Regions from separate parts of the Mus musculus genome. Here region 2 is linked to region 1. A link is a loop called in an ENCODE intact Hi-C map of the cell type or tissue named here. Cell type or tissue: left cerebral cortex. All regions are shown on one strand. Links, peaks and the distances in the headings refer to the core of each region. The heading gives the core; the rest is flanking DNA.

What was found. Hi-C counts contacts between places; a loop is a spot of excess contacts. Peaks named below come from ENCODE experiments on the same cell type or tissue, not always from the same donor. Only the 100,000 strongest peaks of a DNase experiment are listed, where the experiment ranks them.
Region 2: it touches region 1 in a loop (5-fold over the local background); 2 of 42 quality-filtered maps call a loop at or near these places.

What each region holds. Positions count from the first base shown.
Region 1 is chr7:88,913,189-88,918,576 of GRCm38, forward strand. No RefSeq gene overlaps it. Among named protein-coding and RNA genes, the nearest start is that of Tmem135, 420 kb to the right of the region's middle. In left cerebral cortex, for the core only: a CTCF peak has its summit at 2,498; a DNase peak (open chromatin) is centred at 2,479.
Region 2 is chr7:87,947,212-87,952,599 of GRCm38, forward strand. All of the region lies in intron 4 of Grm5 (glutamate receptor, metabotropic 5), which reads left to right. Among named protein-coding and RNA genes, the nearest start is that of Gm24249, 140 kb to the right of the region's middle. In left cerebral cortex, for the core only: no CTCF peak of the experiment used is centred there; a DNase peak (open chromatin) is centred at 3,205.

The DNA of each region.
Region 1 (5,388 bases), core at 266-5,265:
AGGCTCTTTTAAATTAATTGGGCAGTAAGATGGTATTATTCCAGAGTAAGAGAAACAAAGCAGCATATTCAACTTCAGCAGTCAGCAAGGCCCAGAAAACAAATCTTTGATTCCTATACCATTCATTCAACATCCAAGTGCAGAAAAGTTCTGTTTGATGCTTATTTTCTCTTCACTCTTTTAGCAGCTTTGTCCTGTTTTACTAAACCTTCACTGTCCATCTGACCAAGACCTCCCTCTGGGTGGGAAATAAATTAAAAATCGCCAGTGGCTGCTGTCTCATTCATGGAAAGTTATGCAAATGCTCATCTGTTCTTATAAAGTTCTGAGCATCCTGTGGGAGCATCCGTCTTCTTGCCAGAATCCATATTCCTATAAGCATTTAAAGCCAACATACACTGACTTACCTGGAGCGCAAAAGGGAGCTGACAAGCAGGTATTACAATGTACAAATGACTAGAAATGGTTTATAGGTGACAAACTTCATGCAGAAACTGTGGATCTCTCTCTTCTTCTCAGGCCACTCCAAATGTCACAGTCTCCTAAAGGAACCACCCTCCCCATCAGGCAATTCAAACTGATACTTTTAAATTATCTTATCAAAGGAGACCTTGAACTATGAGAGAGAGAGAAAAAGATTTCCCTAACTGTTTCCCACTATTCTAATCCCACTCTCTCCCAAACTGATAACATACTGGCTAGTTAAAATGTTCCTGAACTAAATGTTAACTATTTGGCTATCAAATATGTACACCATTAAGTCAGATCTTTTTATTGTAGCCAAGAAATATAGTTCTTCTCTTTGGGGAGAGCTTTTCAACCAGGAGTTTGAAGAAAAGGTTTTTTAGGAGAAAATTTTCTATGTGGGCACTGCTATTCCACAGTGATGGTAGAAATGATACACAGGAGGAAGCAGAATGTAATTAATTAGGTATATCCACAAACATCCTAAGATTATCTCTTGGTGAGAGAGGAGCATGAAGAACATACAAAGACACCTGTATTTTGGTGGTAGTATAACAGTGAGAGAAAATTTTTCACTGTGATATCTAAATGCAGGACTGCCATGCTGTGGCATGCACCTGTAGTAAGAAAACTGTTTCTTTAGCTTCACTGGGATATCCATGCTTTCAATGTGTCACTTTTCCTCACCCTGGACTGAAGATTTCTCCTTGCATGTTACAGCTGCTCCTAAGATCCTGGTCTACCCTCTCCCTCCATACTCACCTCATGGTCTCAATCAACAACCATACAACATATCCTAAAACTATCTTTATAAAGTAAATGTGTGGATTAGTGAGAATATATCAATAAATTGGTATTTATGCTTGTCTCTCTTACATTAAAATAACACCGCCCTACTTCCAATTAATTAAAAAAATAATAATAATGTTTAATTATGTAAAGGGCAGAATTGGAAAAAAGCTTTTTTAAAATGTGTGGTAAATAAGAAAGCATCATTTGGACAGACAGATTGACAGAAGAAGAGAACTAAAAGAAAGAGAGAAAAAGGTAGGAGACATGTTTGTCTGGTGGCACTCTGGCTAAGGGTACAATCTCTGTCAGGTAAGCTGCTCTATGCCCAAGTTTGCCAGTTTCTGTGACTCTGAGAACCACCTCTAACTTGAGATCAAGTGCAGTCTGGATGTTGGGAAAGATTACTGTCATGGATAATCACCCCATCTCATTCTTCAATCATATAGTGGGAAAAGGTCAGTCACTCTGCCTGCTGCCCTCCTCCAGCATTCACGGATCCATGCCAGTTTAGAGCACTGCCCAAAAGCTTCAGGGAATTTTGGGAAGTCTGACCGCCTTGAAGCATCTGCCTTCCCCTTGCTGGGCTCTGAAAGATACTGATTTGGCAGATACATGGACATCTTGGAAATTCACCTTTCCCTAACTTGTGCAGAAACCTTTCAACAGCACTTGGCAAAGAGTTCATAGTTCATTGTCCATCAAACTCACCTTTTCTATTCTGAATAGAAGAGATCCTTGGAATCCTTGGATATTTGCCTATCAGAGCTCTTGCCTACCAGATTTTCTCTCTCTCTCTCTCTCTCTCTCTCTCTCTCTCTCTCTCTCTCTCTCTCTCTCTCTCTCTCTCTCTGCCTCTCTCTCTCTCTCTCGTAGTTACTATAAAGAACAGCAAAAAATGAATATATACCCTAAACCATCCCAATTTAATATCATAGTAGAATTAAAAATACCATGACCTTGGGATTGGACATAGAGAAAAAATGTATTCACTGCATATTTGTTAACTACAAATTTGAAAAGGCTGGAGCTACTGTCCTAGAGAACTATTATATATAAAGTACTTGGTGCAGATCCTGGGGCCTTATAGGTGGTCAGTGAATATTAACAAAAGCCTACTTGACATACTTGATATACTAGTACATACTTTCCCTACTAATTCATAGGGAGGCAGAGGTTTGTGAGCAAACGCATAAATAGTGCAGCTGAATCACATTTGGCTAAATCTCAACAGTGCCACTTAGCTGCTGCTTAACTTGGTGCAAGTTGCTTAAATTTCTTGTGTCTCAGTTTTCCCATCTGTGGAACACAGAATATTACAATCCATGGATACTATAAGCAGGACAAATTCTCCTTCCACCAAGAATGATGACAGGTCAGTGGGCTCATCATGGGGTCGCAGGAAGAGCAGCAGCGAGGAAACTCTTAGGAGCATTGCAGAGCCCTCTTACATACAGTAAGTGATGGCAGACATATTGCCTGTTCATGGCCTGAGCAGCAGTTCTTAATCTGTGGGTCTCAACTCCTTTAGAGCAATATACATCAGATATCCTGCATATCAGATATTTACATTGTAATTCCTAGCAGTAGCAAAATTACAGTTATGAAATAGCAACTGAATAATTTCATGATTGGGGTCATAACAACATGAGGAACTGTATTAAAAGGTCACAGCATTAGGAAGGTTGAAAACCACTGTGCTAGATCATTCTAAACATAAAAATCTAACTAGAGCAATTCTAGTGTCTGGAGTAGTTAGATATGGAAGGAATAAATCAAAAAGGACAAGAATACAGATGTCTCAACTCTCTTTTCTGCTGTAGACAAAATGCATGAGGACTCATACATCAGTGCTACGAAGAGAAAAGGAGATTGACCTGTCCTCCATGAAAAGGACAACAATAAAGAACATCCACCAAAGAAGATCTACCAGGCAAAGAAACCTTATTAGGAAGAAGCTATGCCCATGACTGCGAGGGTTAAATTGTAAAAAGAGACTCAAAAGTTCAGCCAAGTAACCTAGCATCAATAGCAGAGAGCTGAGTACAGTGGAGATCCAGCAGGGACTTTTAAGACTCTATGATAGTTCTCTAAAGGAAAGCCAGCAACAGATGGCAGCCACTTTGACAGCATCAACGACCAGAACGGAATGGTGCCAGTTAAGTGACACATTCTCTCCTTATTTTCTAAGACTTTATCCCTTTTTTTCCTTAAGAAAAAGGAGCAGGAAAAAGGAAAAGGGTGAGATACAACACCAAAACCATGTCCTTCCTCATTACTTGCCTCCAGCTTGTAGTCATAGACTATAGCCTGCCCTTGAGAATAAAATCCTAGTTCAAAACAGCTAACAGTTTCCTAGAGTACAAATAGTCCCATCATGATTGATTTTCAGTTACCAAGGGGACAACCCTACACTCTGAGTTTAAATAGTTAAATGACTTGTACTGAGATTCCTTCTCTCCATAGCAGTGCTACAGCTGAGCTATGGGTCAGTCTTGATGTAGAGAAACAGCAAAGATCCACCAAAGAAGCTCTACCAGGCAACGAAGTAGAGAAAAAGGGATTGAAATAGAAGAGTGATGTGCATGAGTTGGAAATTTTTATTTCAAATCCAGCAGATTTCTTTATAACTGAAAATTTGGTCTGACCAGAAATGCAGATTCACTGAGTATGACCACAAGCACCATAGCTTCTCAAAATTGTATCGAGAAAGACCAAAGAAGATTTAACAAAGCAATAATAAATAAAGTCAATCTGTTAGTGTTTTTCTATGTTCACACTGCTTAATTTTTAATCTCTCCACTTAGAGACCAGCTAAACAATAGTATCGTATAGAGTAGAGTTTATTTTTTTATTTTTATTCTTATTTTTATTTTTATTTTGGTTTTTTGAGACAGGGTTTCTCTGTATAGCCCTGAGAGTAGTAGAAGCAGAGAAAGGCAGAGAGAAGGAGAGAGTAGATAAGTGGAGGCCATCCATGACCACGTAGAGAGAGGATGAGCAAGATGTAAGAGAGAAGCAAGAGCATAAGAGAGACAGGAGTGGGTAAGCAGCCCCTTTTGTAAGGTCAGCCCTGCCTGGCTGTTGCCAGGTATCTGTGGGGGTGGAGTTTAGACAGAATGCCAACAATAGTGACTTCTGTTACTACCAACAGTCTGTCAAATCTTCATTTACCTACATGTCTCACAACTTTGAAATTAGTAGTCTCAAGATCTGGTAAATTATAAAGTATACTGTGTATTTTATTCCTTTAGCAAATAGACTTAAACTCATTTCAAACCTGATTTCTATCTGTAACTGAAAGTAACATCATCTTTAAATTACATACACAAGAAACATAGGGTTTCCAAGAATATGTGGATAGGAAGATTTTGGTAGCAATAGACACTTGTATTCTAGAATGATCCTTTTATTTTTTTTTTTGTGCCTTTTAAGCAAATGGCTATGACTCCACAGAAAAGTCTATGGCAACATAATTTTACTACATAAGAATTTTACCTAATTGGAATTAGATGCACTCTTTCTTGTCTGCCTCTCTTGATTATCCTATTAAACAGTTGCTACCCCACATTATTTCTGAGTTGTGACTCATTGGAAGACTATGCCATATTTGCTTATTCATTCATCATAGATAGGCAGTCAAGGCTAGTTTTAGTTTTCAGCTTGTATTAATTTTTCACACCAGCATCCAGATGTTCCTGCATTTTTTTCTGAAACGATCAACTCTACCCACATTAGATTACCTAGGCAACTTTGTTAGTGGCTAACCGTACAAGTGTGGGTCATAAATGTGTGACTTCTGGTTACAATAGTTGTATAGTGAGTCTTGAGTCAATTTCAATTCTCTAACATTATTCATCCTATCCAAAACATTGTTTTGCCTATCCTAGATCATTTGTTTCTTTAAAAAAATTGTAATATCTGGTTGACAATTATTATTCAGAAACTTAAATGGAGTTTCTGGTGAAGTCATTGCTTGTCTGAGGGTCTTTAAGGAGGACTTGTCATCTTCGTAGTTCTTAGACCTTTGATTCTTGTATAAAGCATATTTCTCAATTTCCTGGAGACTTTCTGAATAGTTTAAGAGTAGTTTTTGCTTTTTATTGTGAAATGTTTGTACATCTACAAGATACT
Region 2 (5,388 bases), core at 185-5,184, 970 kb before region 1:
GCCAGTTTCTCAGTAACCAGAAAGAAATTTTCAGATACATGGAGTAATAGTTCTGTGCCCTGACTGAGTATATTCAAAATCAGTCAACAGGGACCAGTGAGATCGCTCAGCATATAATGATTCCTGGTGCCAAATCTGAAAACCTGCATCCTGTTCTTGGTAATCACATTCTAGAATAGAAAACTGGCTCCTGAAAGTTGTCTTCTAATATCTACATATATACCCGACTCTACATGTATTCCCTTGAGCTTGCGTGCGCACGTGCGCACATGCACACACACATACACACACAGTCAAAAATTAATGAATGAATCAATGTATCAATGAATAAAGACATATGTAAATCACATAATAAATTCAAAGAGGAAACAATAATTTAAATTGAGCTAACAAGCAAAGTAATTCTGAAGGCATCATGAAGATTTGATTTTTCATATGTGTTAAAAGACACACTGGCCTCAATTTGTATCATCTTATAAGAAAGAAGCAATCAGCTAGAGATACGAGCTCCGGGGGTACTGGTTAGTTCATATTGTTGTTCCACCTATAGGGTTGCAGACCTCTTCAGCTCCTTGGGTACTTTCTCTAGCTCCTCCATTGGGGGCCCTGTGCTCCATCCAATAGCTGACTGTGAGCATCCTCTTCTGTGTTTGCCAGGCCCCAGCATAGCCTCACAAGAGACAGCTATATCAGGGTCATTTCAGCAAAATCTTGCTGGTGTATGAAATGCTGTCAGCGTTTGGAGGCTGATTATGGGATGGATCCCCATGTCGGTAGCTGCATATGTATCAGAAGATGGCCAAGTCGGCCATCATTGGGAAGAGAGGCCCCTTAGTCTTGCAAACTTTATATGCCTCAGTAAGGGGGAACACCAGGGCCAAGAAGTGGGAGTGGGTGGGTAGGGGATTGAAGGGTAGGGTCTGGGGGGACTTTTGGGATAGCATTTGAAATGTAAATGAAGAAAATACCTAATTAAAAAAAAAGGAAGCAATCATCATAAGAATACTTAGATTTCTCCAGGAAAGAACATACAGTATTAATAAAGAAATAAGTAAAATTCAGGCTTTTGGATGCTTTGTGGACCACAGAAAAACTGTCATCTAGAAGTGAAAGTGGAAATAAGAAGATTAGGGAGGAACCTTAACTCATAAATAAAGAGCTCTAGGTCATTAAAGGAAAGAAAGGAATCTCTAGTAAGTTCAGACGGAAGATCATTTTCAGAAGGTCGGAACTGGTAGAAAACAAAAAACAGAAAAAACCTAGGATTATAAAGTGTACTTGACTGATGCAAGTGTGAAAGTGAAGAAAAGGGAACATTGTGCTATAGCTCATTGAAGGATGGGAGCAAAAAGTTGTACTTTTTGTTGTTGTTTTGTGTTGTTCATTATTCTTTTGCTTTACAAAAGATTTTGGTAGTTCCTTGAACTACCTCAACCACAACTCAAAAGGATATGCTTGGTATTGGAACTAGGGTATTTGTTAGATGGTCTTTGACTCTCATGAGAAGCATTTTCTAGTGGAGTCCCAGCCCTACTCAAAAAAAAAAAAAAGAAAGAAAGAAAGAAAAAAAACTACAAGCAATTAATGGTTGGTTGAACAACTGAAATAGCTTCAATGATTCTAAGTACAACTCACCAATGCAAAATGAAGAATGAGAGTCTAGGTCTTAAAACAATAAAGAACATTGACTCTGACATGTAGAATCAATCATGCACATGTTTTACTCATTACAGTGTACCTCCTTATTCTCATCTACAATACTCAGTTAAATTTCTTATATCTTAACAGTATGATTAATATTTTACTCATTTGGTGAAGAACATGGTTGCTTTTTTGCTCTTGTATGAAGAGTCTGCCTAAGGCTAAGGTGAAGAGACTCAGATGAGTTGCATTGACAAAGGAAGTTTCAAATCAACCAAGTTTACATTTTGTCCTGTGGTTTACTCTCACGAAGATCATTTTGATCAAGTGTAGCAAGCTTAGAAAGGAAAAATACAAAATGTTTGGTTCAAGTATTAAAGGGGCACCAGGAAGTCAAATGGAGCTAAATACTATGTTTAAGGACATTAAAAGTAATTAAGGAACTGGTAATCTTGAGGCAAGATTCCACCCAGCTAAATTTATTGTTTATGCTTTTGCAGTTGAACAAGGGATAGTTAATCATGTAGGCATTATTATGATCTGGTTATTGATTGCATTTGGACTTTTAATCTGGAATGAACTACAATCTAGAAATGGGGACACGTCTGTGGTCCAGACCTTGAAGCATAGTGGCCATGTTGAATTTAGGTCTAGGAAAGGTATACATGCCTTTAATCCCAGCAGAAGCAAGCAGGTCTCTGAACTCAAGGCCAGGCTGGGACAGTGCAAGTTCCAAATACACACCTTTTATTTCAGAACATGGGAGACAGATATATGAAGATCTCTGAGTTCAACGTCAGTCTTCAGAGGAAAATTCAAGGACAGCCAGGCATAGGTAGTGAAGAAGTTGAAAAATACAATGCTGGTGATAACAAAGAACAAAAGGGGCTTAATTCAGTCTCAGCGAGAATTAGCACTTCACAACTATGGTGATGTGGCTCTGGTTCTAGTCCTCAAGATAGGGAGTTACTGGGGTGCTGGTTAGCTGAAGATAATAAATTACTTGTCATTAAGAAAAACACCTGCATCACTGAGGTGAAATCTTCTGGGAAGAAGTTTGTTTGTTTGTTTGTTTGCACAAAGAAGCTGTTTTCCAGAGATAGGCATCATGCTGGTAGACAAAATTAGTAATATGTCAGGATCACCCAGGTAGAACTGGCTTTGAAGGCATGTGGGGTCATGGAGAGCAGCTGAGGTTGGGCACTGTGAGAGGCCAGGAAAGGCCATTGGTGAAGGTATAGTCTCAGTTGCAATTTACAGCTCAGAGAAGAGAGATAAAAAGATGCTAAGGATTGTATCATGAAGAAAGCCATGAGAAGCTATTAGTGAAGTCTAGTTGCAGCAGAAGACTCCAGATGCCAGTACCATGGGATGATCACCAAGAACAGCAGCATCAGTGAAGAGGAGTCAATCAGAGCCTAGAATACTACAGAGACCAAAGTTGTAGATGTGAACTAAGCCCTTTGGAGGTTCCCAGATTATGTGTGGATCCCAGACATTGGAACAGGAAGCTATAAAGTTGAAGTTGCCTTGGAGACCACAAGATGGTATTTATGCCAGAGCTGTAGGCCACCTGCCAAGGAAAGCTGCTAACAGGGAATGGAACCAGCCCAAAAGAAAAAAGTGTCTTGGAGTCATCAAAGCTGAAAGGAGTGGAGCATCAGACATGGAGATGCAGAGTTATCCCAGCTAGTTTTGGGTCTAGCTTTGGTCCAGTTTTCTTCGCTATGACATTTTGGAAGGGTAATGTATATCTTGTGCCACAATATGTTGGAAGTATGTGGTATGTTTTATTATTTTTATTTTATAGGAAATTATGGTTAAGAGATTGCATTAATCTCTAAAGAGACTTTGAAATTTGGGCTTTTAATGTTGTTGAGACTATTGTACACTGGAATCTTTTGAGGTTGGATTAAATGTATTTTGCGTTATGTTATGGCTTGGTATGGCCCCCATAGACTCATGTGTTTAAACAAGCCTATGGAGGCCAGGGAGTGGAATTAGGTTGTTTGAATTGCTTGGCTCATGGGAAATGCTATCATTAGTAGGTGTGCTCTTGTTGGTGGAATTGTGTCTCTGTGTAAGTGGGCTTTGAGGGCTCATAATACTCAAGCCCTGCCCAGTGTGAAAGAGTCAATCTCTTTTCTGGATGCCTTTGTATCCAGATGTACAACTTTCAGTTCCTTCTCCAGCACCAAGTCTGCCAGGGTGCTTCCATGCTCCCTGCTATGATAATACTAGACTGGACCTCTGAAACTGTAAGCCCACCTCAATTAAATGTTCCTTATAAGGGTTTATTTGGTCATGGTGTCTCTTCATAATAAAACCCTAATTAAGACAAATAGATAAGATAAAATGTTGAGATATATAATTTAAATTTAAAGTCATTAATGTCACTAGGTTACTGCTCTTACCAAGTAACAAAATGTTGAGAGAAGATTCTAAACTGAGTTTAGTGTAATATTGTGATATATAAATCTTAATTATTGAAAGATTTTGAGGTAAAATGTTCAATTTAAGTTCATGTTGAGTCAATGCATTTTTATACAGAGAAATAAACACACACACACACACACACACACACACACACACACACATATATATTCTTCCATGCTCCTACCTATTTTCATATACTAGATTGTATTTTATTCTTGTTTTAACCTTATTGCATTTTCCTTATTGCAATTTATTAAGTAAGCAATCTTGTTATCAATATTTAGGTATAATTTTTTCAACCTACTTTTAATAAGAGTTCAACCACTCTACTAGCCCACCACCCAGCAGATGTAGTGGAAGAGAAAAGTTATTAGGATATGGGGGAAAGGAATTCAGCAATAGTTCTGAATAGGAGTTCAGCAATAGTTCTTTGGGGGCAAGCTCAAACTTCTTTCTCAGAAGTTCAGTCCCACAGCAAACACCAAATATGACTCAGCATCTGAAGACCAGTCCTCTAGGCAAGCAGATATCAAGTATGAACTGGCAGCTACAGTTCAGTCCTTTCAGCAAGCAGAAACCAGACACAAACCAGCAGCTATAGATCCTGAAGGAAGGACAGGGCTTGCCAGTGAGCCTGAGCTGAGGCGCCAGAGGTGGCAAACTGCTAGTTTCTCTCAATGGTGTTGTTACCCAAGTTGAGCTCAACAATGCTATGTAAGGCCAACCAATACATGCTTGCCTTAGAGATGAATACCAAGGTGGAGCAGACCAAACCAATTCTCAGTGCTTGTCTTCCACTGTCTGTGTGGTCATATTTATATTCCTTCATCCTGGATCCTTTCATCTCTTTGCTATATAAAAACATCCTTACACTTGTGTCTGATTCAGGAAAGCATTCTTTCACATGTTTGCTTTAGCAAGACATCCTTTCACCTATGTGCCCAAACAAAATAACATTTCTAATAACCAATTTTTCAAAGAAAATAGAAGTTTCTACTTTACCAATGATAGCCTTTGTTCTTATGACATCAAATATAACTGTTCCCATTATAATGTTCTCTAGGGCTTTTGGAACAAAGATTGCTATTTGGAATCAGTGAAATACTAAGTAAATTCCTACCAATAAATGAGCAAACAATAGGTCACAATATTATAAAGAAAGAAATGGCCAACTGCTGAACTTTGTTAAAACCTTGAGGCAGCCATGCTGGTATGGTCCTAACACTCAGAAAGCTATGAAAGGAGAATCATAAGTTCAAATCCAGTCTAAATTGCATAAGAATGGGTTCTGATGATTGGAATATTAAGGAA